5 separate regions of the Homo sapiens genome follow, and all the other regions are linked to region 5. A link is a loop called in an ENCODE intact Hi-C map of the cell type or tissue named here. Cell type or tissue: mammary epithelial cell. All regions are shown on one strand.

The links. Peaks named below come from ENCODE experiments on the same cell type or tissue, not always from the same donor. Only the 100,000 strongest peaks of a DNase experiment are listed, where the experiment ranks them.
Region 1: a loop joins it to region 5, with 21 times the contacts of the local background. A loop is called at or near these places in 3 of 110 quality-filtered maps.
Region 2: it touches region 5 in a loop (8-fold over the local background); 71 of 110 quality-filtered maps call a loop at or near these places.
Region 3: a loop joins it to region 5, with 16 times the contacts of the local background. A loop is called at or near these places in 11 of 110 quality-filtered maps.
Region 4: a loop joins it to region 5, with 10 times the contacts of the local background. A loop is called at or near these places in 4 of 110 quality-filtered maps.

The regions. Positions count from the first base shown.
Region 1 is chr13:113,618,640-113,623,639 of GRCh38, reverse strand. TFDP1 (transcription factor Dp-1) reads right to left here. Exons shown (of 12, transcript NM_007111.5): 4 at 354-460. LOC124903219 reads right to left here and starts at 347. Exons shown (of 2, transcript XM_047430839.1): 1 at 1-347. In mammary epithelial cell, a CTCF peak has its summit at 1,965 (motif pointing left); no DNase peak of the experiment used is centred here.
Region 2 is chr13:113,819,212-113,824,211 of GRCh38, reverse strand. GAS6 (growth arrest specific 6) reads left to right here. Exons shown (of 15, transcript NM_000820.4): 13 at 662-837; 14 at 2,026-2,254; 15 at 3,194-3,663. The coding sequence ends at 3,348. The region is part of intron 1 of GAS6-AS1 (GAS6 antisense RNA 1); the gene reads right to left. It also overlaps LOC124903220. Among named protein-coding and RNA genes, the nearest start is that of GAS6-AS1, 6.1 kb to the right of the region's middle. RefSeq lists enhancers at 1,972-2,520, 3,070-3,619. In mammary epithelial cell, no CTCF peak of the experiment used is centred here; a DNase peak (open chromatin) is centred at 2,871; H3K27ac peaks cover 966 bases.
Region 3 is chr13:113,860,673-113,865,672 of GRCh38, reverse strand. GAS6 (growth arrest specific 6) reads left to right here and starts at 1,597. Exons shown (of 15, transcript NM_000820.4): 1 at 1,597-1,840; 2 at 1,932-2,098. The coding sequence starts at 1,753. It overlaps GAS6-DT (GAS6 divergent transcript), which reads right to left and starts at 1,496. Exons shown (of 2, transcript NR_044993.1): 1 at 1,378-1,496; 2 at 1-663. RefSeq lists silencers at 1,904-1,963, 1,984-2,043, 2,524-2,573 and enhancers at 1,592-2,183, 4,552-5,000. In mammary epithelial cell, CTCF peaks have their summits at 2,045 and 3,329; DNase peaks (open chromatin) are centred at 872, 2,962, 2,992 and 3,722; H3K4me3 peaks cover 3,649 bases; H3K27ac peaks cover 3,965 bases.
Region 4 is chr13:113,835,928-113,840,927 of GRCh38, reverse strand. GAS6 (growth arrest specific 6) reads left to right here. Exons shown (of 15, transcript NM_000820.4): 5 at 1,078-1,200; 6 at 2,737-2,859. It overlaps GAS6-AS1 (GAS6 antisense RNA 1), which reads right to left. Exons shown (of 5, transcript NR_044995.2): 4 at 2,681-2,851. Among named protein-coding and RNA genes, the nearest start is that of GAS6-AS1, 23 kb to the right of the region's middle. RefSeq lists enhancers at 921-1,497, 1,669-2,221, 2,877-2,936, 2,776-3,328, 3,437-3,646. In mammary epithelial cell, no CTCF peak of the experiment used is centred here; DNase peaks (open chromatin) are centred at 3,027 and 3,557; H3K4me3 peaks cover 1,194 bases; H3K27ac peaks cover 1,424 bases.
Region 5 is chr13:113,945,195-113,950,194 of GRCh38, reverse strand. It overlaps a transcript of C13orf46 not described here. Among named protein-coding and RNA genes, the nearest start is that of SWINGN, 19 kb to the right of the region's middle. In mammary epithelial cell, a CTCF peak has its summit at 2,781 (motif pointing right); no DNase peak of the experiment used is centred here.

The DNA of each region.
Region 1 (5,000 bases), 330 kb after region 5:
CACGTAAGAAGCCCCTGTTAGATGAAGAGCTTCGAGCTCTGACACTAAAAGGAAGCTGCCTCTGGTTGGGGCCGCGGCCCCACCCACCACCCTCCAGTTACTGGAAGGATGGCATGGGCTGGGGCACACAGGAGTGCTGTGGGCGCCATCACCTCTCCCACAACAACACGTGGGCAGCTGCAGAGGGCTATGGAAAATCTAGCACTGGCCACGGGCTCCCTGATGAGGGAAAGGCCCCATGCTGCAACTGGAGCCCAAATCCAGGCACACCTGGGAACATCCCCAACCACACGGCTCATCCGATCCCGACCTCACACCGAGATCCCGGCTGTCCGCTCCTGCGGGAGGCTTACCACTTGCTGGGCAATGTTGACATTGGACTGTCCAAAGGTTTTTGGCAAGAGCTGCTTCCCGAGCGGGTTGACGGTGGAGGGGTGAACGGCCACGAGGGACACCACGCCTGCAACACAAGGACACCAGGTCAAGGGCGAGACTCCTTTTCTAAGTTAAGGCTACAAGCGACCATTCTAAATGCAAGACGGTGCTTGCAATTAGAGATGCTTAGCTTTCCCCACGTGTACTGTCTCAAATCCAGGGCTCAAGAGCAACACCTCCATGAAGCTTGATTCCCAATGTAAACCCGTAAGGGGAGGGCCGCAGGGCCGCGCTGACGCCACCCAGGTGACCCAGGCAGATCATCCACTGCTCCAGCCCCTCGGCGATGTCTGCTATGGAACGTGCTGGTGGGGACCACGGCCTGGAAAAGTCTGTGATTCTATGACAATTATGGAACAGAATTTTAAAACTAGAATTTTTATCGCAACATTTCTCTATAAGGCTGCAAAACTAGTTTGGAAATCTGATAATCCACTTTTCCTTAGGAAGGAGAACCACATTTGTTCCTAGGAAGGAGTGTGCCTTCCACAGAGGCTGCGGCTCTAAACATGCAGGTGCCCTCAGAACACTGGTGAAGCAAGCGGGAGACCCCTCTGCAGGAGATGTGAAGCCTCTGTCTTCCAACAGCGGTATGCAAAAGGTCCTAGGGACAGGGCGGTGGATAAAAGTCCTGGAACATTTACACATAAACAGAAGTAGTAATGATAAAGTTCAAAAACTGGCATCAGCGGGCAGAGAGAACTAAACAAAGAAACCGTAAACCAGGTGGTAGCGAGCACCCTGGGAAACAAGTTGGGAGGCCTGGGTGGTCAGCACAGCCCGGGAGGGGCGTCAGGGCAACACTGGAAGGGTGGGCGGCCACACAGAGGCAGCAAGGGGCTCGCAGTGCCCCACTGTAGGGACCGGCCCCACAGGGTCGGTGGGTTTCTCCCCGTGTGCGGAGACGAGAGAGTGTAGAAGTAAAGACACAAGACAAAGAGATAAAAGAAAAGGCAGCTGGGCCCGGGGGACCACTACCACCAAGTCGCAGAGACCGGTAGTGGCCCCGAATGCCAGGCTGCACTGATATTTATTGGATACAAGACAAAAGGGAAAGATAAGGAGAGTAAGCCATCTCCAATCACAGGTAAGGCCATGTGGGTCACGCGTCCACTGGACAGGGGGCCCTTCCCTGCCTGGCAGCCGAGGCAGAGAGAGAGAGGAGGCAAAGAGAAAGACAGCTTACGCCATTATTTCTGCATATCAGAGACTTTTAGTACTTTCACTAATTTACTACTGCTATCTAGAAGGCAGAGCCAGGTGTACAGGATGGAACATGAAGGTGGACTAGGAGCGTGACCACTGAAGCACAGCATCACAGGGAGACGGTTAGGCCTCCAGATAACTGCAGGCGAGCCTGACTCATGTCAGGCCCTCCACAAGAGGTGGAGGAACAGAGTCTTCTCTAAACTCCCTTTCCCGGTCTGCTAAGTAGCCGCTGTTTTTCCGTGACACTGAGGCTACCGCTAGACCACAGTCCACCTGGCAACGGACATCTTCCCAGACGCTGGCGTTACCGCTAGACCAAGGAGCCCTCTGGTGGCCCTGTCCGGGCATAACAGAAGGCTCGCACTCGTCTTCTGGTCACTCCTCACTATGTCCCCTCAGCTCCTATCTCTGTATGGCCTGGTTTTTCCTGGGTTATGATTGTAGAGTGAGGATTATTGTAATATTGGAATAAAGAGTAATTGCTACAAACTAATGATTAATGATATTCATATATAATCATATCTAAGATCTATATCTGGAATAACCATTCTTGTTTTATATTTTATTATACTGGAACAGCTCGTGTCCTCGGTCTCTTGCCTCGGCACCTGGGTGGCTTGCCACCCACACCCCACCCCACGGCTGGGGGAGCTGAGCGGATAGCCCCCCATTTGAAAATACATGATACTCTCAGGTGAAGAAAACACAGACTTTCGGGTCACAACAACATCAGGAAAGAAGAACTCCCCGATCTCGCCACACCTTGGGCCTCCCCGGACGGCCGCCCATCCGCAGAGCTGCAGGACCCTGGACCTCCCCACAGGCATCTCCCTTCATTCCCACCAGTTAGCACCAAAATGACTCATGAATCATCGGTGAGACTTTCGAATACATTGCCTTTGCGATCTGAAGTTTCATTTTGGGGCCCTTTACAACCCATGCATTTTTAAAACATCTACTGCTTTTTATGCATTTCTTTAAAATATATTAAACAATGAATTTTGTGCTACATAAGGACACTTAGTAATTTCTCTTAATAACCTAAGTTGGCCAAGACAGATCATTAGGAAGTGATTAAAAAGACATTTGCCTTTTGATTCAACTGGGTTAAATATTAGTATTTTTACCAACCAATGTCAGCACATATTTAAAATTCTCTTCTGGAACTAAAATAAGATGATCTGCTTTGGGAAATTTTCTTCCAAAAATAAAGGTGTGCATCCTAAGAAAAGCAAATATTTACTTTTTTATTGTTTTATATATGTGAAAGGTATTTTCAGAATATTCAATTGAAAAGTAAAGATTGTACATATTCGAAATGTACCAGTGATGATTGGATGCACATATACACGGTGTAATACTTACCAGGGAAAGGCATTTTAAAAGCAAAAATAATATTCTACTATGCAGGGAATGATTTAAAGTACGCAATTAAACACTTTTCAGATTCACATACAGATGAGTAAACACTCAGTTTTCAAGAATATGTAGTTGATTCATTACAAAGATAACATCTTTTAAAATTTGCAAACGAGTCTCTAATTTCAATAAATGTGAAGAAAGAAACAGACCTCTGAGTTCACAAAAGCCAGTGGCACTGTCACTCTCCATCAGCAGCCCAGGCGGCTCTTTCCGTCCTGAACAGCCAGGCCACGGCGCCCGTCCACCAGCACCACAGGTAGCATACACTCAGGCATCCCAGTCTGGGGCTCCCCTTTCCTGCCCCATCAGGGAGTGTGGGTAGGACTCAGGGATTCAGGTGGTGGTGGGGCTGTGGGACAGCAGTGTAGCTGAGACCCTCGGGGCATCCGGCCTGCCCTCCATCTGCTCCACCCACAGGCCGGCCGGCTGGCCTGCCTACACCATCTGTCCTTCCAACCAGGTCTCTCCCTCTGGGCCAGAGGCCAGCACCGTGAGGCTGGGGTGGGTCGCTAAGGGTTTTCACAATTAGGAAGGGGGAGACAAACACACAGAGGGAAGAGGGTCCCTCCTCTGGTACCCAGGGCAGGATGAGTGAATGCAGGCAGACATCCAGGGCCCCTGAGCTTCCCCACTCACTCCTGCTGTCCACCTGGAGTCTGAGCCCCCACACCAGCTGCAGGTAAAGGGTTTCGGAGCCCAAGGCCTTGCCAAGCACAGAGGGCCCCTCCCAGCCTAGACACAAACCAACAGAGGACCTCTGAGTGGCACACCACACCAACCCAGCAGCACCCCTGGGTCACCAGCTGAGTCTCTACGGGACAGAGGGCAGGGTACGTACATCAGTAACAGGGAGAAGAAAGAAATCCTGAGGCTGAGGGTGAATACCCCCTGTCCGGCCCCGAGCAGCACTTCAGAAGGGCCTGGAGATAGGGGCTGAGCTTGCACAGCCACCCGACCACAGCGAGCAGCAAGGCCCCTCCCTGAATACATCTCAGACCCACACCCAGACGTACAGGCTGGAAAGGGCAGTGGCAGTGGCTTCTGGGGCCAGACCTGGGTGGGTGGGCTTCTTCTTTTTTTTTTTTTTTTTTTGTTTTTTTTTTGAGATGGAGTCTCACTGTGTCGCCCAGGCTGGAGGGCAGTGACATGATCTCGGCTCACTGCAAGCTCCGCCTCCCGCGTTCCAGCGATTCCCCTGCCTCAGCCTCCTGAGTAGCTGGGACTACAGGCACCTGCCACCACACTGGCTAACTTTTGTATTTTTAGTAGAGAAGGGTTTCACCATGTTGGCCAGGCTGGTCTTGAACGCCTGACCTCTGGTGATCCGCCTGCCTCGGCCTCCCAAAGTGCTGGGATTACAGGTGTTAGCCACTACGCCCAGCCGGGCTTCTTGTTTCTATTCACTGAGAAACTTTTCAAATACAAACAATAACATGACAATTTTATTCCAGTACACTTAAAATTCACTGTTATCATCATACTTGCTTCAAGTTTCATAGAGACATAAAGAGCAGAAATAAAATTACAGTCCCCAGGATCCTCAGCCTCCCCCCGAGTCTGCCCTGTGTGCAACTCCCAGGGCCTGCAGGGACGTACTCACTTTATTTTTCATACTTTTCCAGGATGTGCTGAACCTAAGGCTATAAATGATTGTTTTTGTGTGCGTCTGAAACACAGACAAATATTATATGGCTCGCATTCTGCAATTCTGCCAACATTGTGTTTCAGATTTACCCATACATAGAGCCGTCAGGCTGATTTCCTTAAATGCTGTTATGCTATGCCATTATAATAAAGTGGTCATATGAACACAGATGTCATATGAAAATGCTGTTTGTTATTACTGAACCACATGCTGTGTGTTTTCCTCGGCACACCTGCCACCAGGGAAGCCCGGGTCCCAGCGGCCGCTGTCCCAGAGTCCACCCAGCTCC
Region 2 (5,000 bases), 130 kb after region 5:
GCTCAGACCCCAGACCGCGGGTGCTCCTGACAGCTCAGACCCCAGACCACGCGTGCTCCCGACAGCTCAGACCCCAGACCACGGTGCTCCTGACAGCTCAGAACTCAGACCGCGGGTGCTCCTGACAGCTCAGACCCCAGACCGCGCGTGCTCCTGACAGCTCAGACCCCAGACCACCGTGCTCATGACAGCTCCTGTCCGCATGCTATCTTAAACTCTCAGCCCCCACTGGGCCCTGTGCTGCTACCTGAAAGCTGCAGGTGAGATGCGAGGCACGAGGCCACGCACGCTCTGAGGAAGGAGCTGTCAGGCGCTCCTGAAACAAGAGGACATCGGAGGGAGGCAGGGACAGGCCTGCGTCCCATGGTGCACAGCCTGTGGCCCCTCAGACGGGCCTGTGTGGCCTGGTGGTCACCTACAGGGCATTTGGAAGTGGGGTACTGGTGTGGCCAGGGAGAAACAGCCTGGGGGTCCCCGGTGCCTCTGGGCTCCGGGCCAAGATCTGAACCAGTCTGTTGAGTTTTCCATCACGTCCCAGATCCGGGGCTGTCTGCACAGCTTCCCACCCCGGCTGGGACTGCATCTCTCGAGGCCCTGCTCCGACCTCACTGTGGCCTCTCCACCGTGCATACCACCCTATAATGCACCGCTTTCATTGCAGTGCGGACCCCTCTGGACGTCGGGACTGAATCAACCTGGGAAGTAGAAGTCGTGGCTCACATCCGCCCAGCCGCAGACACAGGCGTGCTGTTTGCGCTCTGGGCCCCCGACCTCCGTGCCGTGCCTCTCTCTGTGGCACTGGTAGACTATCACTCCACGAAGAAACTCAAGAAGCAGGTAGGGCCTCCGCCACCCAGGGCGTCCTGACCGGCTCGACCCACGGGTACGTGGGCTGCACTCCCTGGCAGGGGACGAAGGGGGCCCGCGGTGGGATCCCCAGGGACCCCCAAAGCCTCTGACCAGAGGTCTGATGAGCCAAGCCCGGCGTGGGCCACGCTTCGGGCTGCGGGGGTTGTTTGGACACCAGGTCACCGCCACACAGCTGAGGGGGCCGGCGCCTGCGAGCCACACTCGGCTCACAGTGTGGGAGCTTTTCCCCTGTTCGGTTGGGCAGATGGTGGCTCACAGCAATCTGAATTAGTCTCTGGTGTTTAAGTCAGATGATTTCAGCAACAAACTCAGTTTTCCAATTTCCCTGGAAAAGTCGGATCTGTGACCTTGGCCGGTCCCCCAACAGCGTCTTTCCGTGGGGGACACCGGGTGGAGCTGAGTGCAGCTGCCCCTTGGACAAGGTCCCCCCACCCCCGGTCCTCACAATAAGTCAGCTGTCCTGGGCTGGGGGACTCATGCTGTTTTCCCCACAGAACAATCAAGAGGTGACAGAAACAGCTTTTATTCTCTCGCTCGTGTGCTAAGGAGGGAGACATGGGTCAAACCAGAGAGGCTCACGTTCTCCAAGTCTGCCCACCCCGGGGCCACAGAGCCCTCCCGCTTGCTGGGATACGACAGACAGGCTTGGTTCATGCAAATGCTCGTTACCAGGGCCAGACCCAATCTCAGCATCTGGAATAAACAGCTGCTGTTATGTAGCAACAGCCGACCCCTGGGCTGCTGGGCTGTGGTGCCAGCGTGAGTGCCCACCGGGCTGGGAGGCCGCCACCGCAGGGCTGGGTCCTGGGTCCCCATCAGGGCCACCCCAGTTCCTGGTCAAGTGCAGCCTCGGTCTTGTGTGTGCCTGGTGCCTGGGGCTGGGGTTGACCCTCTCACACCCAACCTGGGGGCCACACTTGTTCCCCCACAGCCTCCCAGGCTGGCCCCTGGCTTTACGTGCAGAGAAGCTGAGCCCCAGGTGGGGTGGGGGTGTCATCCACAGTCAGCGAGCATCCAGACCCAGGGCTGCAGGGAACCCTGGACGGAGACAGGCGTGCGGCGTAGGGGTGGCCAGCAGCTGTGAGGACCAGCTTGGACCTAACAGCTCACGTAGGGGTGGCCGGCAGGCCCTGACCACACCTCGGTCTCCTGCAGCTGGTGGTCCTGGCCGTGGAGCATACGGCCTTGGCCCTAATGGAGATCAAGGTCTGCGACGGCCAAGAGCACGTGGTCACCGTCTCGCTGAGGGACGGTGAGGCCACCCTGGAGGTGGACGGCACCAGGGGCCAGAGCGAGGTGAGCGCCGCGCAGCTGCAGGAGAGGCTGGCCGTGCTCGAGAGGCACCTGCGGAGCCCCGTGCTCACCTTTGCTGGCGGCCTGCCAGGTAGGTGCTCCCTGCTCCGCTCAACCCGGGTGAAGAGCTCCAGGGAGGCCCAGCTTGGTCACCCCAGATCTAACCTGGACAGGCTGGGGTTTCTGGTAGTGAATGCGGAAGAGGACTTGTGTTTTAAGAGGAAGGAGAAGTCCAGGTGGGTCGTTAGTGGCTATTATGGTGTCTCGGTGCTGGTCAGGTCATTGGCTGAGACTGAGAAACACGTACGGGGGCCGGCATTGGCCTGAGTCAGGCCCCACGAACCTGCATCTTCAGGGAGCATTCGTCCACACCCATCAGACCAGCCCCGGGGGAGAGGGCTGGGCAGACCTCGGGCCAGGCTGCAGTTGGGACCCGCGGCTGTCACCGCAGCTGTTAGCAGCGAACAGAGTGACCGCCAGCCCCTCCCATGTCCAGCAGGGCGTCCTGCCGTGTCCCATGGGCTACACAGCACAGAGGCTGGGACCGGGGATGTCCTTGCCATGAGCTGGGAGGGTCAGCGGAAAGGCACGTGGGAGCCGGCAAGTCCTCGGCTGCCCGCAGGTTTTCACTTGCGGCAAACGGCAGGATTTCTCTCTTGGCTGCCAGACACAGACTCCACTTAGTTTTAATAAACAGAGCTTTGAAGAGGATGAGAGCGAGCCAGGAGGCCTGCAGCCTGAATGACTCACTGGGCACAGAAGAAGATCACGTTTAACCGATGGGACTGTCTGTGCTCCCAGCGGGGAAGGGAGGGCTGGCGTCTGCAGAGCCCAGGCTGGCAGATGCCTCCTGCTTGTCTGCCGGGTCTGCGGCCAAACGAACGGGGACCGAGAAGTTAGAGAAGAAAGGGAAACCCTGCCCTTTCGGAGGGAACCCGGGGCTGGCCACAAGCGCTGCCGGGGGTGGGGGGGCCAGGCGGGGCCGGCCACGTGGTGAGCTAAGATATGTTGTTCTCTCCCTGCGGCCCAGATGTGCCGGTGACTTCAGCGCCAGTCACCGCGTTCTACCGCGGCTGCATGACACTGGAGGTCAACCGGAGGCTGCTGGACCTGGACGAGGCGGCGTACAAGCACAGCGACATCACGGCCCACTCCTGCCCCCCCGTGGAGCCCGCCGCAGCCTAGGCCCCCACGGGACGCGGCAGGCTTCTCAGTCTCTGTCCGAGACAGCCGGGAGGAGCCTGGGGGCTCCTCACCACGTGGGGCCATGCTGAGAGCTGGGCTTTCCTCTGTGACCATCCCGGCCTGTAACATATCTGTAAATAGTGAGATGGACTTGGGGCCTCTGACGCCGCGCACTCAGCCGTGGGCCCGGGCGCGGGGAGGCCGGCGCAGCGCAGAGCGGGCTCGAAGAAAATAATTCTCTATTATTTTTATTACCAAGCGCTTCTTTCTGACTCTAAAATATGGAAAATAAAATATTTACAGAAAGCTTTGTAACACCGCGTGGCCGTCATCTGCTCCCCGCGGGGTTCTGCACACGTAGCAGCGTTTGGGATGAGCGGGGCTGCCAGGGCTCCAGGCCGCACCCTCAGCCGCTCCAAAGATCCCTCCCTCTTTTCTGCTCCCAGCCTGGTTGGGCAGCCACGGTCTGCTCCCCAGGAGCCTCTGACTCCTCTGGTAGTGGCGGCAGGGGCTGGAGCCTCAGTTTACTTGTTCTGTAAATGCGGAGAACGCCCTGCTCGGCCCCCACCACAGGCAGCCAGTCATTGCTGAGTGAGGAGGGCTTGGCACACAAATGCAGGCTGCTGGGGCAGCGGCCTCTGAGCCAACCTGGGAGGGACCCCGAGCTGGGACCGAGGGCCGGAAGACACCGAGGCAGCGCCTGCACCCCTGTGCCATTCCCGTCCCCACCCTCCTGCACAGATCCACTTGCTTCCGGGCCTCAAGTGTGTTCTGTTGAGAAAGGGAAACTGCTTTCTCTGTGTCGGTCTGGGGTAGAGCTTGCCAGGAGCAAAGCCAGCCCTGCTTCCCGCGTCCCCACTGGCAGGGTCCCCATGTCCCTCAGCCTCAGCTTCCTTGTCTGCAAGGGGTGGAGCGGTCACTGGTGCTCTCTGACCCCAGCAGGCCACAAGTCTGCAGGGAAGGTCAGGGCAGCCGGAACGCGGCCAGGCAGGTGCCTGAAATGCAGTCGGGACCCTGCCTGCCTCCTGGAAGGATGTCGGAGCCGCAGCTGGTGGGGGCCACGGAGTCACTGCTTCTCCTTGGTCCCAAGGGGACGACCAAGACTCATGGCTTGACGCTCCCGTGGGACGCGGCCACCTGTGCTCGAGCCTCTGGGCCAAACATGGGTCCCCAGGGTGGATGCGGTCACTGCAGGGGCCACACGGGGGATCAGGGAGGGTTTCAGCTCTGAGGCCCAAACCAGGATTCCACTTTAAGACCAAACCCCCACCCGTGCTCGGAGCTCCCTGGGCAGGAGTGAGACGGGGCAGCTCGGAGCAGCCCCACCTCCCACCAGTCAGTCCCAGAGCTGCGCCCACCGGGCAGGACAGGCTGTGCGTCGGGGCATCTTTGCCTCTGCCTGGCTGGGGTCAGCACTTGACCTAGAGAAAAGTCGGGTGGAGAAGAAGGATAGAATCCATGAGAACCCATCCAGGGATAAATCGCCACAAATGAACTGCAAAGAGGTTTCTAGAAAGAGGCCTGTGGCTTTGAAGGCCACAGGGGAGGCCCCGCTGGCTGGACTGACAAGGTGGCATCGGCCGAGTGGGCTCCTGAGGGGCAGCCTCGGGCCGGGAAGGAGCGGCTTCCCTCTGGCCCCCGGCCTGACGGCT
Region 3 (5,000 bases), 85 kb after region 5:
CAGACACTGCCTGGCACACAGCAGGTGCTCAATGAATTACACTGCCTGGCACATAGTAGGTGCTCAATGAATTGTCTGATGAAGTGATTAAGGAGCCTTGTAAATACTGATTAAAACATGTATCACCCCATCCAATTTTTCAAACCAGTGCTTCTCAAGAACAAGCAGGAAAATTAATGTAATATTGTTTTGAAGTAGCCGTGGTGGTTTCGGGGCAGAAGCCCAGGGGTACTCCTTACTCCGCCTGCTCCAGTAACTAGCTGACATGGAAGTGCCTCGTCATTCTGGTTCAGACACAGGTGCAGATAGATGACTTCTCTATCCCACTTTAATTCTCCTTGAAGATCATTCCCAGGGACATTCATTTGCTTAAATTAACATGCTCGGCCAGGCGCGGTGGCTCACACCTGTAATCCCAGCACTTTGGGAGGCCCAGGCGGGCGGATCACGAGGTCAGGAGATTGAGATCATCCTGGCTAACACGGTGAAACCCCGTCTCTACTAAAAATAAAAAAAATCAGCCGGGCGTGGTGGCGGGCGCCTGTGGTCCCAGCTACTCGGGAGGCTGAGGCAGGAGAATGGCGTGAACCCGGGAGGCGGAGCTTGCAGTGAGCAGAGATCACGCCACTGCACCCCAGCCTGGGCAACATAGCGAGACTCCGTCTGAAAACAAACAAACAACAACAACAAAAATTCATGCTCATAATCCCACTTTCAAACCAGTGACCTCAAAGATTTCTAGCAGCAATCCTATTCCATTCTTCCAATTACAGAAAGCAAAGAGAAACTGGATCTGGGGATCTAAGCGTTGAGCCTGCTGAGCAGAACGGCCATTCATTTGGGGTGAGGTGCTGACTCACTGCCCCTCTACATTGCATTTTGGGGTGTGGGGATTTCCAGAGCAGGATTCTCCAGAGAGGAGTATCCAAGCTCCCTCCTCCCGCAGCAGGGGGATGCTGGGCTAACTGCCTGGTTCGGTCCCCCGTGAGTGGTCTGCTGTGTTTTGGTTCTGTTTGTTTGTGTGTGTTTTGCCTATGACTTTGCGAAATATTCCAAGACAAGAGCCAGAAAGTCTTGGTCTCTGAAGACAAGCACAATGTTGCTTTCAGCTTAAATATCTACTGGGAAACCTCAAGATTTTTAATGTCATCATTATGAAAAACAGAGATTATAAAAGGAAACCGTCGCATTTCACTCGCTGGCCCCCAGTGGGATTGGATCTGACCTCAGTGTATCTTTTCTTTGGTAGGTTTTAAGTCTTGACAAAATGTGCCTAAGAATGAAGACTCCAAAAAGGATGCAGTAGATTCGGGGGGAGTGGGGGTTGGAAAGAGGCTTAAATCTTCACATGACACCTGGAATATGGTCAAAATGTACCTGCTCAAGTTGAACCAGGTATTGCGTCCTCCTTTTACCCCATCGCTAGTGAAGACAACCACCGCCTGGGGAGACGCTCCTTTTCCGAAACACTCGAGTCCCGCCGCGTCCCGGACGCTCCGCTTTCCCCGCGCCCGGATCCTCCCGGGAACCCGCGCCCCGCCCGCGCGCTGGTCCCGCCCCCGCCGCCTCCCCGCGCGCAGCCGCCCGAACACGCCCAGACCGAGCGCTTGAGGTGCCGCAGCCGCCGCCGCCGCCGCCGCCGCGATGTGACCTTCAGGGCCGCCAGGACGGGATGACCGGAGCCTCCGCCCCGCGGCGCCCGCGGCTCGCCTCGGCCTCCCGGGCGCTCTGACCGCGCGTCCCCGGCCCGCCATGGCCCCTTCGCTCTCGCCCGGGCCCGCCGCCCTGCGCCGCGCGCCGCAGCTGCTGCTGCTGCTGCTGGCCGCGGAGTGCGCGCTTGGTGAGTCCCGCGGGCCCGAGACCCCGTCCCCGGGCGGCGGGAGGAGGCTCCGGGCGCGGCTTGACGCGTCCCCCTCTCTCCCTCCGGGCAGCCGCGCTGTTGCCGGCGCGCGAGGCCACGCAGTTCCTGCGGCCCAGGCAGCGCCGCGCCTTTCAGGTCTTCGAGGAGGCCAAGCAGGGCCACCTGGAGAGGGAGTGCGTGGAGGAGCTGTGCAGCCGCGAGGAGGCGCGGGAGGTGTTCGAGAACGACCCCGAGACGGTGAGCAGCCGGCGGGCGGGATGCGGGGGAACCCCTGGCGCCCGCGCGCCTCCAACCGCTCCCGAGAGGCAGCGCTGCTGCCGCCCCCCAGCTCCGCGCGGCGAGGCCTGGCCTCAGGGTCCCAGGAGCCCCGGCCCGCCCCGCGTCCCCCACGCCCATCCCCCGGCGACCCCGGGATCCCCGCGCAGGCCGGTGAGACGCTGCGGGGCTGTCCGGGAAACGCTCGCTGTCAGACGCCTCCCCGCGGGGAAGCCGGGAGTCCGTTTCCAAAGTGCGAGAGAAACACAATGGTTAAAACCCAAACCGCTTCCCCGCGGCCCTCCCTCTGCTGGGCTGGAGGTGAGGAACCCCCGGGCCGCGCCTCGTCCTCCTGAGAGGGGTGGAGAGCAGTCCCCTCCCGAAAGAGGAATTGAAAGGGCCGAGGGCGGGAACTGCTTGCGGCAGCAGGTCCAAAAATAAGATTCCAGGAATCGAGCGGGGCCGCATGCGGGAGGGGAGGGCGGCTCCGCGGCCCCGTTCTGCCAGGTGCTCTCCTGGAGGCAGCGGGTGCTTTCAGGAGCCCGACGGTGCTGGCCCCGGCACCTCGGTTAGGAATGTCCTTGGAGAAGGCGGGGCGCCCGGGGCCGCCTCCCGCAGGAGCCGCCGTGTGAGGACGGCCTGGCCACTCTATCCTGCGGGCTCGGGAGCGGGTGACTTTGGAAAGTCCGAGAAGGTGTGGATTCCCGTTGACGTCCCTCCCGCCCTGAAGTCAGGGTGATTTCATAGCGAAGTTTTCCGTTCTGCTGGAATGTTCCTTTTAAAGAATTCTCCTGGGGTGGAATAAATGTCACCCGGGATGAAAGAGTGGTTCTGGATGAACCATGGAGGCCTGTTTCCGCTTACATTTCTAGTGGTTGACTTGACCCCTCTTAGATCTGCCTTTCTGAAAGCTCTGAGGCTGTCAGATGGCCACTGTGCACTTGTGGACATAGCTCATCCCTGCAGAGATGACGCACCTGGGGCTGTTGCCCGGGGGCTGCCCACAGCCCCACAGGCCCGTGCCCTCCTTCAGCTCAGCCTAGCTTGGTCGCTCTCCCCGGCCTCTCTGTTTTCCTGTTTCTTTAATGATGAATCCTGGCCTGTGCTGCTGGCTGAGGCAGGTGGGCCTGTGTGCCCTGGTCGCTCGGAGTCGCCGCCCAGCTGTGGGGTTGGTCGTGTGGCTGGTGCAGTGTCCTCCAACAGCGTCCTCACCCGGAACATTCTGCGTGCACAGGGACTGTGGCATGGGGCGTGCTGGTGATGGGAGTTGAGGGCAGCAGGGTCACCCCCACCCCACAGTACCCGCTCCGCGCAGCCCTGCAAGGCCTGGCCGCAGCCCCTCCTCGCTGTCCTCCAGGACCTGCAGGGCCCATGTCAATCAGACTGGACGCTGCCTGGATGTACTGTGCTGTTCTTCCCAAGTCAGTCCCCTACCTGGTTTTCCAATTTTAATTTAATAACTTTATTTACAAAGGTGTGAAATGAAGATAAGAAAATGAAAACAGCACTCAGGACCCCATCACTTTAATACAACTGCGGTTGCGTCACATGGTTTCTGTGCTGGCATGTTCATCTCCTCACCCTCCTGCATGTGGCTGAGTGGCTTTGGTGCCCGGGAGGCATCCCTCCCATCCTCTCACAGCCTGGCCCCAGCAGCCTCTGTCGGCTTCTTTTCAGCGTCATCTCAGTTCCCAGCGTTCTGCCCTCCTTCCCAGCCCCCATGCCAAATGATAACAACCCGCTTTCCCTCTGGTTTTTGGATCTGGCCATTAGCTTGCTGTCTGTTTCTGTTTCTGTTTCCGGTTCCTGCCGGCAGGTGGATGCTGGGGACAGCCTGGTTGGGGCAGGGGCAGGGGCAGGGTCCAGAGGCTGGCTTGAGTCCCAGCCGGCTCCAGCACACCAGGCCCACCCCTCCCAGGACCCTAGTCTCCACTGCATCCTCTGCCACACTCTTGGGAGACCCCAGGCCCGAGGGGACTGTCCAAGCACAACTTCCTGCTAATGCATGAAAATCATCCATGAACTTCTCCCTGTCAAAGGCCAGGGGCTCCTTGTCTTTGAAATGTTGCTCACTTTACATTTTGTGCAGTGCGGCTGATTGAGGAAAAGGGCTGTGGCCTGAGCTCAAGAGGTGACCAGGACCTGGCCATGGTGACTGTCAGAGCATCCTTGGGTCCCTGGCCTCCCCAGGCCCAGGATCCTGATGTGTGGTCCTCCACGGGTGGTTGTAGGGAAGGTGGTCCCAGCCCCCTGCCATTTTAGGATGTGGGAAGTGCCTGGCCGCCGTTAGTTAACACGCACCTACCCAGCCCTGGCTGTTTCCCCTGGGCAGGCTCCTACGAGGGAGGGAAGGGACAGCTGGAGCCAGCTCTCCAGTGTGCTCACCTTCATGTCCACCTGCTAAACTGCTAACCTGCCCGAAGTGTGTCCCACTGCCCCTTGCTGGGGCATCTTCCTGGTTGCGCCTTCTTCCCGGAAGCACCCGCTGTGCAGCCCTTCCAGCAGGCAGATACTAAGCCCGGCACCCCTCCCAGGCTCCAGGCTCACTTGTGTGCTAACCTCTGTGCCCACCTGGCCACCTGCTCACCTGCCTGAAGCGTGTCCCACTGCCCCAAGCTGGGGCTGCTTCCTGGTTGTGAGGGAAGTGCCTGCTCTGCAGACCCCCACCTTCCAGCAGGCGGATACTAAGCCCAGCACCCCTCCCAGGCTCTGGCCCTCCCCACACACCTGTGGTTTCAAGCCCTGTTCTGCTGGAAGGGACACTCCTCCCACCTCCCCAGCCCTCTCTGCTGGAGCCGTGCCCCTCCCCCGACATTCCTCCAGGCTGGGCCACCCCCACATGCCTCCTTGCTCTCCACCGCCCAGACCTTCTCCTTATCTTGTT
Region 4 (5,000 bases), 110 kb after region 5:
CCCAGGGACTGGTCCTTATTGAACTTGTGTGGAATCAATGGACCGGAGCCCTCTCTCAGCCAGCAGGGGGGCCCTACCCAGGGTTCCCCACGGAGCCCTGTGTGGCTAAGCTGAGCGTGGCTGAGTCCTCATGTGGGGCTGAGCTGAGTGTGGACCGCGCCCCTGAGCACTGCCATGCTCAGCCCCGAGCTGCTTCTGCTCTGCCAGCAGCCATGAAAGGATTCTTTGAGCTCCGGGTGTAATTGTCGTTCTTTCTGCCAACTTCCCGGGGCTCAGGCTTGCGTAACTGCACTGTCGGGGGCTTCCCTGCCTGCCTCTGGGACGTGGTTTGGGTCCGTGTCCTGGAAGCGTGTTTGTGAGCAGCTCCTCGTATGAATGTGTTTGTGAGCAGCTTCTCGGATGGGGGACTGCTTGGGAAGCAGCTGCACTGGCACGGGTTCCCACCCTCAGGCCCTCACCCGTTCCCCTGACCTCTGGCCCTGCAGGAGCTGAGCCCAGGTGACCACCCTGAGAAAGGGCAGAACACACCTGGCCTAAAGCCATCAAGACACGTGGAGAGGGGGCAGCTAAGCAGAAAGAGGGGGGCTTCCTGGAGGACCCCTCTGGCAGTGCAGCCTGGGCCTGGGGTCCTCCCCGCCACACCCAGCAGGGAGAGTTCACCAGAGATGGGCTAGGGGCTGGCCAGGGAAGGCAGAATGTTCCGAGTCTGCCTGGAAGCCCCCAGGTCAGCTGGGGGTTCTGTGTGCCTACTCCCTGGGAGGTCTGAGCTCCCAGGCCTCACGCCAGGCAGTTCCTGCTCCTTTGCCCTCAGCCCTTCCCACCTTGCGTCCAGGCCTGCTGGCACTCCCTCCCAGTTGATCTGAGTTTTCCTGGAGCCGGCCCCAGGGCCCGCCAGCCTATTCTGTCAGCCCTAGGCCAGCACAGAGGGCTCGGGTGCCCAGGGGCTGCCTCAGCCTGCGCCCCTCAGAGCTCCTCCGGGCTGGACCCGAGACCCCACAGCCGCCCCGATCTCAGCTGCGTTGGGCGCGCAGGGGTGGGGCAGCTGAACATGATTTTCCACTTTGTGTCCCCAATCAGACCTGCCTGACCAGTGCACGCCCAACCCCTGCGATAGGAAGGGGACCCAAGCCTGCCAGGACCTCATGGGCAACTTCTTCTGCCTGTGTAAAGCTGGCTGGGGGGGCCGGCTCTGCGACAAAGGTACGTGAGGCTGAAGACAAAGGCGGGGTCTCCCTCCATCTCCGACCCTGCCCTGATCCCCGCTCCTCACTCCCACTCCGGGGCACGGCCATCCTCAGGCTGCTCTCCGACAGCCCCAAGGAGGCTGCAGCCCTGAGGTATCCTGGAGCCCCAGGAGAATTGGGAGGAGCTGCAGTCTCCTTTCTGGGAGCAGGGCTGGAAGGAAAGGAAACACCAAGTGATGCCTCAGCACCCACTGATTGAAGGGCGGGGGGGGAAATTTCACCTCTGACCGTCCTTGAGTGCAGACCTGTGGTGTCAGTGGCACCCACTGATTGAAAGGCGGGGGGGAAATTTCACCTCTGACCGTCCTTGAGTGCAGACCTGTGGTGTCAGTGGCACCCACTGATTGAAAGGCCGGGGGGAGATTTCACCTCTGACCGTCCTTCAGTGTAGACCTGTGGTGTCAGTGAAGACCCTGGAGGAAGAATAGCTCCAGGGCCTGGTGGAGACCCATAGTGGAGAGCCCAGCAGGCCAGCCTGTCCCCTTTGGCAAATCCTACCCCACAGGTGGCCTGGGAGGGCTTTGCTAAGGAGTGGCCAGCTCTGGCCTGGCCTTGTCTGTCCTCGGCACCCAGAGGTCACTCCTGGCCTGCAGCCTCCTCCTGCAAGCACATGGGCATCCAGGGAGCTGAGCCCTGTGGGCTGTGACTGCCAGCAGCTCCCCAGGCTGAGACCGCAGCTGGGGATCCCCCATGCCCTCCCACCATCTACCTCCACACGCAAGGCCAGGACCAGGGGCCATGAAACGCTAGGGCTGCTGAGTGGGGTGTGAGGTCCAAGCCCTGGGGTCCCTCTCTGCTCCAGGGCTGGGCTGTGCACCTCTAGGATCTCTCTCTGCTCGGGGGCTGGGCTGTGCACTCCCAGGCTCTCTCCCTGCTCCAGGGCTGGGCTGTGCACACCCGCGGTCCCTTCCTCCTGCTCCAGTGCTGGGCTGTGCACCCCCCCGGCTCCTTCCCTGCTCCAGTGCTGGGCTGTGCACCCCCGGGCTCCCTCCCTGCTCCAGGGCTGGGCTGTGCACCCCCGGGGTCCCTTCCTCCTGCTGCGGGGCTGGGCTGTGCACCCCCGGGCTCCCTCCCTGCTCCAGGGCTGGGCTGTGCACCCCCGGGGTCCCTTCCTCCTGCTCCGGGGCTGGGCTGTGCACCCCCGGGCTCCCTCCCTGCTCCAGGGCTGGGCTGTGCACCCCCGGGGTCCCCTCCTCCTGCTCCGGGGCTGGGCTGTGCACCCCTGGGCTCCCTCCCTGCTCCAGGGCTGGGCTGTGCACCCCCGGGGTCCCTTCCTCCTGCTCCGGGGCTAGGCTGTGACCCCTGGTCTCCCTCCCTGCTCCAGGGCTGGGCTGTGCACCTTTGGGATCTCTCTCTGCTCCAGGGCTGGGCTGTGCACCTCTGGGCTCCCTCCCTGCTCCAGGGCTGGGCTGTGCACCTCTGGGATCTCTTCCTACCGTAGCCAGGGGCTGTGCACCCTTGGGCTCCCCTTCAGGCCTGTGCTTGTTCCCAGATGTCAACGAATGCAGCCAGGAGAACGGGGGCTGCCTCCAGATCTGCCACAACAAGCCGGGTAGCTTCCACTGTTCCTGCCACAGCGGCTTCGAGCTCTCCTCTGATGGCAGGACCTGCCAAGGTAAGGCCCTGGGGTGAGGCCTCTCTCCTCTCTCCTCTCCCCACCTTCTATTTTCGGTCATGTCTGCTCTTCTGCAAGCGGCTGCTGCTGGCTGGGTTCCTGTGGTTCTGGATGGGATGGGGCATCCTGCAGAGACTACACAAGCCCAGGCCAGCCGCAGCACAGGGAGCTGCTCGGCACCACACCAGGATGACTCACCCGGCATCTGAGGGCCAGGACTCAGGGGGCCGGCCCAGCCCATGAGGCCACACTGCTGGCTGTAGGGCCTCGTCCATTCCCCAGAGCCTCACAGAGCCTGGAAGTGCTCCAGGCACTTGTGTAGTGAGCTTGTGGGTCAGGGCTCCAGGCTAGGGTCCCCCCGCCGTCCACTCTCCCCAGCATCCCCAGAAGCACCCCGTTGTTGGTCTCCCTCTGTCCACTAAATATAGCCCTGCCCTCCCCACTTCCTTTCATATTTCAGTCTGGGGTTCCCTCAGCCCAGGGCCAGAGCTGGGGAGCCCCAGGACACCCCAGAAAGTCACTGTGAATGTGCGCGCCCCCGACGCTGTTCCAGGTGCTGCTGCTGCCACTGGCCCTTTGCCACTTTGCAGGGGGAGCACCTTCCTCCTCCCTCCCCACGTTGTATCTGGACATGCCCAGGCGTGTCCCTGAGAGTTTCTGGCATAGTTCTTAGCGCTGCTGCTGACTGTCCAGGACACCGAACTGCGTGGACAGGACAGACAGTTGCTCAGGGAGAAACAGCCCCAGGATCTGGAGAGTGAATCTGACCAGACAGGAGGGGCCACACCCCATCCCCCGATTTCAAAAGGCAGCTGCTATTTCTGTCCACTTTGGTGGTTCCCTTCCCTGACCACCCAGGAGTTAGCCCTGTGTGCAGATGACGTGATTCCCATCTTAACACATAAACCCATTTCCCCGCCGAGGACAGAGCCCCTCCCATCACTGCTCTATCCCTGACCTGGAAGACAGCAGCACCCCAGGTTTAAAGAGAGGTGAAGACTAGGCCGATCCTGAGAGATGACGTCTAAAGCATCTCCCGTGGGTCCCTGCACCAGTCGGGCACTCCCGGCAAAGTCTAGGCTCACAGTTACTGCCCACAGTGACAGAGGCATTCCCGTCCTCTCCTCCTCCTCCCCATCTTCCTCTTCCTCCCCACCATTCCCCCTCCTCCTTTCCCCACTCCCCCTCCTCCTCTCCCCACTCCCCCTCCTCCTCCCCCCCACTCCCCCTCCTCCTCCCCATCTTCCTCCTCCTCCTCATCTTCCTCCTCCTCTTTCTTCTCCTCCTCCCCCCACTCCCCCTCTTCCTCCCCATCTTCTTCCTCCCCCTCCTCCTCCTCATTCCCCTCTTCTTCCTCCTCATTCCCCTCTTCTTCCTCCTCATTCCCCCTCCTCTTTTTCCCCCTCCTCCTCCCCCATCCTTATTTCCCCTCTCCTCCTCCTCCCCCACCCCTCCCCACCCCCTCCCTCACCCCTCCCCACCCCCTCCCTCACCCCTCCCCACCCCCTCCCTCACCTCCTCCCCCACCCCTCCCTCACCTTCTCCTCTTCCTCCCTGCTTCTCCTCCTCCTCCCCCTCCGTCGTCCTCCCCCTCCGTCCTCCTCCCCCTCCGTCCTCCTCCTTCCCTTCCCCATTCTCCTCCCCCTCCCCCTCCTCCTCCCCCTCCTCCTCCTCCCCCTCCTCCCCCTCCTCTCCATCCTCTCCCTACCCCCTCCTCCTCCCCTCCTCCCCTCCCCCTCCTCTTCTCCCCCTCCCCTTCTCCCCCTCCCCCTTCTCCCCCTCCCCCTTCTCCCCCTCCTCCTCCTCCTCTTCCTCCTTCCCCTCCCCCCTTCCTCCTCCCACTCCTACTCCCCCTTCTCCTCCCCCACCTTTCTCCGTGCCCCTGCCTTTGCTCTCCTCTGGTGACTAAAGGGCTCTTCATTTCAGGGTTGCCCCTCCTACCCCAGGGTGCTTGGCCGTAAACAGCATCTGTCCCACATTAGATGCTCAAGTCTTAGGATTGTGGTTTAACCCGGTAGTGAAAATTGATTGAAACCAGTAAATGCTTCTCTTTGGGGTTGGGGTTTTAGTTTCAAATGCCCCCGGGGGGTTACTTTTTACGGCCCCGTGTCCTGTAGCACCGTCATTTAAATGGAACAGCA
Region 5 (5,000 bases):
CCCACTCTACAGATGGGAGCAGTGAGGTCCCCAAGGTGGGGGTGATGACCATATTCTCCAGATGGGAGCACCGAGGTCTCTGAGGCAGGGGGTGATGACCCCACTCTACAGATGGGTGCATTGAGGTCCCTCAGGCAAGAGTGATGACCCCACTCTACAGATGGGAGCACCGAGGTGCCCGAGGCAGGGGGCGAGGACCCCACTCTACAGATGGAAGCACTGAGGTCCCCGAGGTGGGGGTGATGACCGTATTCTCCAGATGGGAGCACTGAGGTCTTTGAGGCAGGGAGTGAGGACCCCACTCTACAGATGGTTGCACTGAGGTCCCTCAAGCAAGAATGATGACCCCACTCTACAGATGGGAGCACCAAGGTCCCCAAGGCAGGGGGCGATGGGAGCACCAAGGTGCCTGAGACATGAGTGATGACCCCACTCCACAGATGGGAGCACCGAGGTCCCTCTGTGGGCAGCTTGGGGCCAGGCACAGGACTGGCAGAGGCTGGGAGCACAGCTTGTCGGGGCATCTGCGGGTGTGAGGGCCTGACACTGTCTTCAGGGCTTAGCCTTTGTTCTCCCTGCAAGAGGGGACAGAATGCCCTTTGTCTTTGTAAATCTATGCCCTGCTTTAGGCAAAAAGAGGAATCCGGAGAGCACTCCTGGACCTGTTTCTTCTTAATCGTCTTCATCTCAAAGGCCCTTCCTGTTTTGGGGAGTCACACACACTCTTCTGACACTGACGACCTGGAGTGTCACAGACCCTGAAGGTGAAGGGCTCTGTCCCACAAGACTCTGCCCCTACTTCTGATGACAGCCGTACATGGGTACCCAGGCAACCCACACTCACTCCTGACAACTGCAGATTTGGGGAACTTTACATCCCCTCAGATTCACTAGAACACCTCCCAGGGCTCAGGAAAGTGCTTTACGTACAATCATGCTTATTATGAAGGAAACCCATGAACAGCTCAGTGAAGAGAGTGGGGAGGTGGGCACTGATCTCTGAGCACCGTGGGGGCTCCCCAGCCTGGGGGCTCCCCAACCCTGATGCCCAAAAGTTTTTATCTAGGCCTCATTACACAGGTATGATTGATTAAGTCATTGGTCATTGGTGATTGAACACAAACTCAATCTCTGGCCCCTCCCAGGAGTGGGGGCGGTGAGGGGGGCTGGAAGTTCCTCTCTAATTACATGGTTGGTTCCTCTGGCAACAAGCTCCCACCCTAAAGCTACCTTGGGGTCCCCCAAGAGTCACCTCATTAGGGTAAACAAATGTGGTGAAAAAGAGTTGTTATGAAATCAGACACCCCTATCAGGAAATTCCAAAGATTTAAGGAGTTCTGTCCCTGGAACAGGGGACAAAGACCAGATGTATTTTTTATTATACCACAATACAAATCTCTTAATTTATTCAGGTCTCCTTCGATTTATCTCAGTAGCGTTTTGTAGTTTTAGGTGATAAGCTCATGCACACTGAGATTCAAAGGGGTCTGTTGGAGCGTTCAGCAATTCATGAACTGAGCAGTACCAGAACGTGTGAGGTTCAGCGTGAGGTTCAGCGCTCCACTGAGGTTGAGGGGCGGAGCTCTTTTCTAAGTGTCTGCAGAAGCGGGACAAAGACAAGACATCTGGTTAAAAGGAAGTCCCTGGTGAGAGGCTGGTTTGGCAGTTTCTGGGCAGTGTCAGTTTCGTGGCCCAGTTCCCAGTGGGCTTCGGTGTGCTCACACAGGGTCCCAGGCACTGAAGCCGCCTCAGCCCAGGGCCTCCTGGTTAACTTTCTCATGTAGCTTTCCGAGTATATGTCCACCACTTGTTTTGGTCAAAGCCACTCATAAGTAATTTAACATTTTTGATGTCAAGAACAATAAATAGAAGTTTCCTCTTTGTGCCTCCCCAGTCACTGGGCTTCAGTCCCAGGAGGCAGGTGCCAGGCAGACGTTGGTCCCTTCTGCTAGTTTTGCCTGGTCTTGAACCGGTGCTGTGGGCTCTTCTGGGGCTGGTTCCTTTCATGCTGAGTCATGTCTATGTGACTCCTCAGTAGTTAGTTTTTTAAAAAATTGCCAGATATAAATGTGTGCTCAGGCAGGTTTTTGAGAACTCCACACCATCTCTTGGGAACGATGAGAAGTCCCCTGAGTCCCTGTGGCAGGACGTGGGCTTTTCATGGGTCAGCCTGAGCCCCGCTCCATGGCCCCGATGGGCGCTGGGGCAGCACCCTGGCTGGACATGGGCTCCTAGAGAGGGCAGTCAGTGCTCGGCAGGCCAGAATCATGGAGGAGGGGTCGGGAAAGCACTGCTGACCCCCAATCCCATGGATATGCTGTCATCCTCCCAATGGCCTGGCTGATGGGCCATGGTGGGTGTGGACCCCTGAGTGAGTGTCTGGGGGGAAGTGTCACGGGGTCAGCCTGTGTGCTTCCTGGGCTCCTTGTCTACATGGCTGCGCATCTGCTTGGCTGTGTGTCCGGGACCTGCTTGTGTCCACTACAGGCCTGGGCCCAAGGAATCTCGGGAGGTGGAAATGGACACCCGGGGCCGCAGAAGCTGCACAGGTGGGGCCAAGAACCAACCAAGCCTTGCTGCCAGCTCCCCGCTCCACCCACTGTGATGCCAGCTGCTTCTCACATCTGTGAAGCCTCACCCAGCCTTGGGCCATCATTTCAGGTAAATAAAAAGGCCTAATGGCCCCATCAGGCCCTGAGCTCCCTGCTTCCTGAGGAGCTGTCTTCTGCTGGAACTTGGAGGCCACGTGGGCAGAATGAAACTCCTGCTTCCGACAGCAGACGGCAGCAGTGACCTACTCCTGGCTGCCCTGCCCATCTGGAGCGGGTTCTGGGTCTTTTGGGCCCTTTGAGGTTGGTCCGCCCTCCTGCCCTGGCAGCAGCCAGTATTTTACTCCCAGTTGCTCCAGCCTCCCCCAACCCCCTTCCCCGTAAGTAACCTGCCCCGACGCTTGTCCTGGAGCCACGGTGTGGAAGATTCCAGCAGCATTGAGGAACCAAATTTTATATACAGCGTTTCCTCCAAGCACGCAGCTCTGATGTGCCTTTTCCAGGGCCAAAGGCCCCTTCAGGAATCTTCAGGCTTCCCGCTCCACCTCACCTTCTGTAGTGCTGCCAGGCTGACGACAGCCCCCGGGTCTGTGGCTGGCCCCTCTCTCCCAGAGCATCTTGGCCTGCAGTGCTGGCCACAGCCAGAGAGAGGGAAGAGACAGCCCCAGCAGTAACCACGGGTGCCTTCGGCCCACGCACCTGCCGGTCGGCCCCAAGGGTGCCAGGCCTTCCTCTCCTATCGCCGCTGTGGGGCTCCAAAGGGCAGCCAGGAGCCCCAGCTCTGCTGTGGCTTTGCTGTTCCCCAACTGTGAGACCCTCAGAGAGCTGCCGGGCGCAGGTTTCCTCCTCGGCCAGCGAGCAGTCAGACCAGGCTTCGGACCCCTCTACTGTTCCAGGGTGGAGGGGAGGACCCAGGAGACCCAATGGCCTGGATGCCAACAGCCAGCGTGGCCTGACGATGCCATAGGGCACAGGGACAGGCTCTCCGTCCTCTGCGGCCCCGTTCTGCTCCCACCCCAGTGCCCTCCTTTCACCCTGGGGTCCTCCCTGGACCAGCAGCTGCCACCCACAGCACACTGGGATATTTGTGCTGGCCTAGCTACTACCTGACACAGCTGACCACCTCACCCGGCTGACGACCCACACAGCCTCCTGGCCTGGGTCCTCCTGCGCCAGCATTGTGTGTCAAGTGTGTGTGTGGCTGGCATTCCTGTGTGCCGCGTGCAGAGCCTGCAGGACGCCCTTCAGTTCCCAGGATGCCCCACCACAGAGGGGGACTGGTCCCCCCGAGGGTCCTGGGAAACCCTGTTCCAACCACATGCCACATAGGTCCTGTTACGTGAGTTAGAGGGGTGCGTGTGCTTCTCAAGATGAGCTTTCATCAAGTTCTTCCTCCACGCGACGTTGGTCCAATTGGCCGGTGGGGAGTACAGTGCTAGGTGAGGGTCTCCGCTGGGGAGCTTGACACAGCGGGGCGCAAATAAAGCCGTCACCAATCCAAACCCGTTCTGCACTGATACCTCGTACAATAGCAATAAAAATGTGTCAGCAAGAACGCCAAATTCGGTTAGCGTTTTAAACGCGGCATTCACTCACGGTGAACGGGCAGCGGTGGGTTTACTGCCCTGCACTCCAGCCCACAGTGCGGTGAACTGGACCCTAAATCACAGTGAACGGGCGGCGGTGGGTTTACTGCCCTGCACTCCAGCCCACAGAGCACTGGACTCTAAACATGCACTGACCTCAAGGTGGTTCCCCTGGCTGACCTCCTGTCACATGGCCTGGATAAGACTGGCAATGGCCAGATCTTGTCACAATCTGAACAAAAGGGTCAATATGTAGAGAAACAGACTGACGATTCGACGCCTCCCAAGGGAGGAACAAAATGAGCTACATTTTCGTTTACTAGAGCACAGTATTAAGGGCCTTGACTTGGGAGTAGCTCAGATGAAGACTTGGTTTGTTTTTCTTTCCTTTCTTTCTTTCTTTCTTTCTTTCTTTCTTTCTTTCTTTCTTTCTTTCTTTCTTTCTTTCTTTCTTCTTTCTTTCTTTCTCTCTCTCTCTCTCTCTTTCTTTCTTTCTTTCTTTCTTTCTTTCTTTCTTTCTCAGATTCTCGCTCTGTCGCCCAGGCTGAGTGCAGTGGCGCAGTCTCGGCTCACTGCAATCTCTGCCTCCAGGGTTCACGCCATTCTCCTGCCTCAGCCTCCTGAGTAGCTGGGACTGCAGGGGCCCACCATCACACCTGACTAGTTTTTTGTATTTTTAGTAGAGATGGGGTTTCTCCATGTTAGCCAGGATGGTCTCTATCTCCTGACCTCGTGATCCGCCTGTCTTGGCCTCTTAAAGTGCTGGGAGAAGACCTGATGGTTTCAGTGGACCACAAGCCATGTGGTGTGGCCTGGGAGAGGGCACAAAGTAACCTGCCTGCTGTTCCCGGGAAGATGCCTCATC